Regions from separate parts of the Homo sapiens genome. Here region 2 is linked to region 1. The links are chromatin loops, found by intact Hi-C in ENCODE. Cell type or tissue: PC-9. All regions are shown on one strand. Links, peaks and the distances in the headings refer to the core of each region. The heading gives the core; the rest is flanking DNA. Region 1 has its middle 49 kb from the start of PTPRK. Region 2 has its middle 110 kb from the start of PTPRK.

Region 1 (2,806 bases), core at 172-2,671:
CAAGCTCCGCCTCCCGGGTTCACGCCATTCTCCTGCCTCAGCCTCCCAAGCAGCTGGGACTACAGGCGCCGGCCACCACTCCCAGCTAATTTTTTGTACTTTTAGTAGAGAGGGGGTTTCACCGTGTTACCATGGTCTCGATCTCCTGACTTCGTGATCCACCTGCCTTGGCCTCCGAAAGTGCTGGGATTACAGGCGTGAGCCACCACGCCTGGCCTTAATTTTTTTTTTAATTCTTTACATTTTCCAATGGAGTAATTATATCCCTGAGTTACAAGTCAAATGCGAGCCTCCATCAGATTTCTTGGCTCCCTTCCTAAAGACAATAGAGCAACTCATTACTCTGCTTCAGAATCTTTCTCCCAACCTTTAGGCTTCTCTAGCTATGTAGTGATGGGAGGAAAGGTGGTGGTAGGGTGGGGTTGGGCACAAATTCCTATTCCTTTCATGACTGTTTTACAGTTGCTTCCTTGTAGGGACATGCCACAGAAAGAAGACACTACAGGATCCAGAAATACTTAAATAAGATAATTTGTGGAAATCTTATCCCTTAAATATCTTCAGGGAGAAGTATCCTTAGCAACTTCTTCTTTCTATAGGCAAATCATGGCTGGGTAGGTGGTGGTCTTCTGCTTCCAAGAAACCGGCAATCAACAACTCAAGTTGCCTCACTTCTCATATACAAGTCCCAGCAAGAGCCTAGATGAATTCACTAATGCACTTCATCCTCCTGCCCTCTTCCTGGTTCAGGCAATAATAATCATAGATCGCCATTGTCAATTCTTTTTTGTTAGACATGATGCTTTTTAACATTATTTCATCTAATGCTCACAGAATCTCTATGTGGTTAGAAATACTATTACTTTACAAATGAAAGAACGCAAAATAATTGAGGGATGTAGATAACTCTCTCGAGATAATGCAGTAAACAAAGGGTGATATCATTTTGCTGTGTCCCCACCCAAATCTCATCTTGAATTGTAGCTCCCATAATTCCACGTGTTGTAGGAGGGACCTGGTAGGAGATAATTAGATCCTGGGGGTGGTTTCCCCTATACTGTTCTTGTGGTAGTGAATAAGTCTTAGGAGACCTGATTGTTTTATAGGGGTTTTCCTCTTTTGCTTGGCTCTCATTTTCTCTCTTGTCTGCTGCCATGTAAGATGTGCCTTTCACCTTTGGCCATGATTGTGAGGTCTTTCCAGCCATGTGGAACTGTGCATCCATTAAGCCTCTTTTTCTTTATAAATTACCCTGTCTCGGGTATGCCTTTATCAGCAATGTGAAAATGGACTAATATAAATGGCAGGGCCCATAAATGAACTCTATTCTGTTTAACACCAGTGTGTATCGTTCATTCATTCAACAAAACAATTCAGTTACTTAATATGTGCCAAGCAGTGAGTTAGGTATTGAAAAAGCAATGATTAAAAAGACAGAAGGTACCTTTCTCCTGGGAGGTTAAATTTTACTGAAGGAAATAGAGGGAACCAAGGAAATAAAATTAAGTAGTTACAATATGTAATAATTTTGATGAAGAAATCACATAGGGATCCCCAGGAGGGCAGAAAGGTATTTCAAGCAGAAAGTTCAAGAAAGGTCTCTCTGAGTAATGACCATTTAAGCTAAGTCTTTAGGAAGACAAAGGGTGTGGCCTGGAAAGGCTGGTGGGGGCAGAAAGAGCATTCCAGAGATGCACACCAGCCAGTGCAGAGGATGACTCACACGCAGTTTGGTGAAGACTGAAGGGGTCATAAAAGTAAAGCATTTTTTGGAGTGTAATTTGGCAATAGCCATCCACATTTTAAGTACATTTAAATTTTCTTTGGGTGCAGCAATTTCTTTTCTTGTGGGCTTTAAAATAAGTGTTGCATATGTGAACTAAGCCACACAATCAGGTAGACATTACACTTTCCTAAGGGACAGAGAGACATGGGATCTCAGGTTTTTCTTGCTGTTTTCTTTTTTTAATGTTTTCTTCCTCTTCTTATTTTAATCTTCTGGGCTATAAGTTATAATGCTCCTTTTAGACTTTTTTTTTCCTACCCTGCAGGCAGTCACCTGATAGAGAGGTTTCCTGGAATAGTAATAGGAAAATAATGCACAGCAAAGCTGACACACCACATGCCGAGCTGTACTGAAGGCACAATCATAACTTTTAATAACGAAAGTTTCTTTTGGTAAAATAATATCTTTCCAGCTGTCCTAACAGATACTAATGTGAAATGCTCCCTTGGGACAGGACGGTGGAGAGAAGTCACCCCCGTTCCAGAGGGGCATGCCCTTGGCTCAGAACCTCAGAGCACTAACATAATGTAGTACTAAGATTGCAGTGACACCAGTAAAACCTGCTCTGTAGGACTGCAACAGGCTACATTTTTTTTATTTGTGCTTTTGTTTTCCTGTAAATCACTTTTGAGTTTCTGTTTCTCAAGTCTGGAAGCAGCAGGTGTGTAATTTTGGCAGAACTTTTCCCAGCCATTATCTAGTGGTTTATTGTTTATTTAGAGTGTGGGGGTGAGTTATAATAAAGAGATTGGCCCTGTGGGTTAAGACTGGGCACATTTCTATTTACAGTCCTACCAGGTCTTCACATTCTAGGCAAAATGAAAGGCTAAGCCAGTTATCCAGATAGTTCAGGCCAAAAGGTAAACACAAAGAGAGGATGATTTAGTGCTGTCCCACCTCCGGCTTACGCTTCTGAGGTAACAACCACAGGGTTCTGCTTTGGTTTGGCAATGGAAATCTGAGTTCTCCTAGCTGTGACTTGTGTTAGGAACGTAGACTCTGTCCAGCTCAGTAGGCTGT
Region 2 (2,806 bases), core at 231-2,730, 61 kb after region 1:
CTGGTTTTTAAATCACACTCAATATTGCCAGTTGAACATGTAATTTAAAACTTATTTCCCCTCTTAAGTTATATAAAAGATAACAAATTTGCTTACCTATCTACTGTTATTAGAATTTTCAGCCAAGCGCGGTGGCTCACGCCTGTAATTCCAGCACTTTGGGAGGCCGAGGCAGGTGGATCACGAGGTCAGGAGATCAAGACCATCTTGGCTAACACAGTGAAACCCCGTCTCTACTAAAAACACAAAAAAATTAGCCGGGCGTGGTGGCGGGCGCCTGTGGTCCCAGCTACTCGGGACTCTGAGGCAAGAGAATGGCGTGAACTCGGGAGGCGGAGCTTGCAGTGGGCCAAGATCGCGCCACTGCACTCCAGCCTGAGGGACAAAGTGAGACTCCGTCTCAAAAAAAAAAAAAGAAAAGAAAAACTCATGTAATTGGGGAGCTCGTGATATTGGGAATTAGATTAGTCTCAAACCTGCCCTGTGCATATCGAGTATTGAGATATATGCAACTACTATATTTCATTCATGGTATTATTTTACGTATATTCCTTATCAATCACCTGTCAAATTAGGTAATTTTATTACACACACAGGTATTTATATAATTTTTAGTGACACAGGACAATTATATATTATTTCATACTATCCTCACACTGACAGAGAAGATATTTGTTGTTCCTTAAAAAATCAAACAAACAATAGAAAGCAGCTGAGAATATTGAGATTCAGTCTTGCCCAAGGTCACGTATGCTCACACACAGCTAGAACCAGTCACAGATCTGCTCTTCGTCTGGTGCTGTCTACTCTGATTTTCAAAATAGTGGCTCCTGTTCACTCTCCCCTATTTTAATTTCAGAGTTCTGGCAGAATGGTAAGAATGTAAAGAAAATGGTTCACTGCTACCTCTGGTATACACTTTATCTTGTAAGAATTTATGGTAGATGGTGTTGGGGAACAGTGCCTGCATGGCAATTCTTGCAGCATCTCTGCTGCTGTATATCATCCCATTTTCTTATTTGCCACATTGTAAATCAGCTTTGCAAATAGCCACTCATACAGGGAAGTAACACTTTAGGCTGGATAGTACAGTACTTTCCAATTTTGTAGATGTTTTAGGAAGCTATGTCTGCTGAATATGCCACATTTCTTATCACTGTCATCTCAAAACCATAATTAATATTAACCGAGAAATGATGATCAAGGTAATAGTCTCAAAACTCTTTGGCAAATAAACAATGCTATTGCAGCACAACTTTGTTAGGCAGGATGTATATAGGTAATTAATACTTTTAGGATATCTAAATAGCTATTCTGTGGGGCTGAGGAAGAAAAACTTCATCAGGAGAGTGGCAATAAAAAAAAATGATGCAGTACAGCAAGATGCCGCTGAAAAATAATCTTTGCAGAAAGCAGAACAGGCACAAAGTACATATTTGGAGCTCCTTTTAAGAAAAGTTTTAAGCTGATCCAACTGAGTATAAAGTGGAGTTGCATGCTCAGGGTAAGGCTCTGCAGAAAGCATTGACCAGGTGTGTGTTTATGGTTTTCAAAGCTAGAACTAGCTACTGTGCCAGTGGCTTTTACAGCATCTGGTGGGTAGGAACCAGCATGAGTCATCCGGGGAGCACTGGACTAGCCGGGGCACCCCAGTACCCACTAAAGAGCTGACCTAGCCTCTTGCCTGGGGCTGAGAAGCTGCATTTGGTCTAGATCAAGGTCCTAGGGAGGAACTAAGCAGGTGGTTTGATCTGAAATACTTGAACTGGCACAACGTCAAGTAGGCCAGACAGGTAGGGCAGAGGCAGGCATAGCAAGAGCACCATGAACTGGTGACTTAGTAGATGCCTGGCCTCAGTTCTTTTTGGCTAAGGGCTGCTCTGTTGTTCTTTGCCTTTTCTGCTTCCCTGTGGGATAGAATTTGCAGATCTAAGAGGTTCAAAAAGTTGAGAAAAGCCCTGTTACCTGGAAAAAATATCATATTCTTAGTTCCCTAGGAAAAGTCTTCTGATTCTGAATTAGAACTTGTTATTGACCTTTGTCCTCACTGGTAAAATCATTCCCTGGTGTTAGAAAAAGTGAAATTTGTGCTAGGAAAAGAGGAGAATCTTAAAACCACGGATGCATCTGTCCTTAAGCAGTAAAATCCTAACCCGAGAGAATCCATGAAATCTGCAGCTCTCCTTACTTTGCCCTTGACTCTGTCAGCTCGTTTACTTAAAAAGGCAATGTGGGGCAGACTGATAAGATGGGTTCCCCAGAGTATATCCACTGCCTCTTCAACCTGGCTGCGGGTTGACGGTTTATATAACACTAACTCTGAATATGTGGAACTGACAGTTGTCAAATTAGTATTTATACAGAATTTGCTCCATATGTAAAACCAGTCAGGCTCAAGTTTTAAACAATGGACATTGGTTTTATACTTTCTGATGCTTTAAATGCCATCCTAGTATAACTGAACCTTACCTTGGCATAGAATTATGGTAGGATAAGCGCCGGGCTACTTTTAGTGCACAGTCATTAAGTACCTCTCACGAGATAACTTTATGATTATCCCTCAAGGGAACTGTGGGTAAGACTATTCTTCCTTTTCTCTCCTGTCGAGTTCCAGTCACAAATTCTCACAGAGAAGAGGCTTAACTAAAATTTCATTTTCCCCGTAAGTTTTGTACAACTCTGTTAGAGCTTCAGCATTTGGAATAGGCCCCAAAACCCCCTTTAATACATTCACTGACCAAAAGTTTCTCTTCTCTGCATTTACAAAATGAACAATAAGCTAATGGTATCATTTCTGCCAGAAACT

Evidence for each region. A loop is a pair of places that touch in the nucleus more often than their neighbours do. Peaks named below come from ENCODE experiments on the same cell type or tissue, not always from the same donor. Only the 100,000 strongest peaks of a DNase experiment are listed, where the experiment ranks them.
Region 2: a loop joins it to region 1, with 6 times the contacts of the local background. A loop is called at or near these places in 2 of 110 quality-filtered maps.

What each region holds. Positions count from the first base shown.
Region 1 is chr6:128,568,226-128,571,031 of GRCh38, forward strand. No RefSeq gene overlaps it. Among named protein-coding and RNA genes, the nearest start is that of PTPRK, 49 kb to the left of the region's middle. In PC-9, for the core only: no CTCF peak of the experiment used is centred there; DNase peaks (open chromatin) are centred at 1,666 and 2,496; H3K4me3 peaks cover 1,682 bases; H3K27ac peaks cover 2,332 bases.
Region 2 is chr6:128,628,713-128,631,518 of GRCh38, forward strand. No RefSeq gene overlaps it. Among named protein-coding and RNA genes, the nearest start is that of PTPRK, 110 kb to the left of the region's middle. In PC-9, for the core only: no CTCF peak of the experiment used is centred there; a DNase peak (open chromatin) is centred at 1,689; H3K27ac peaks cover 1,349 bases.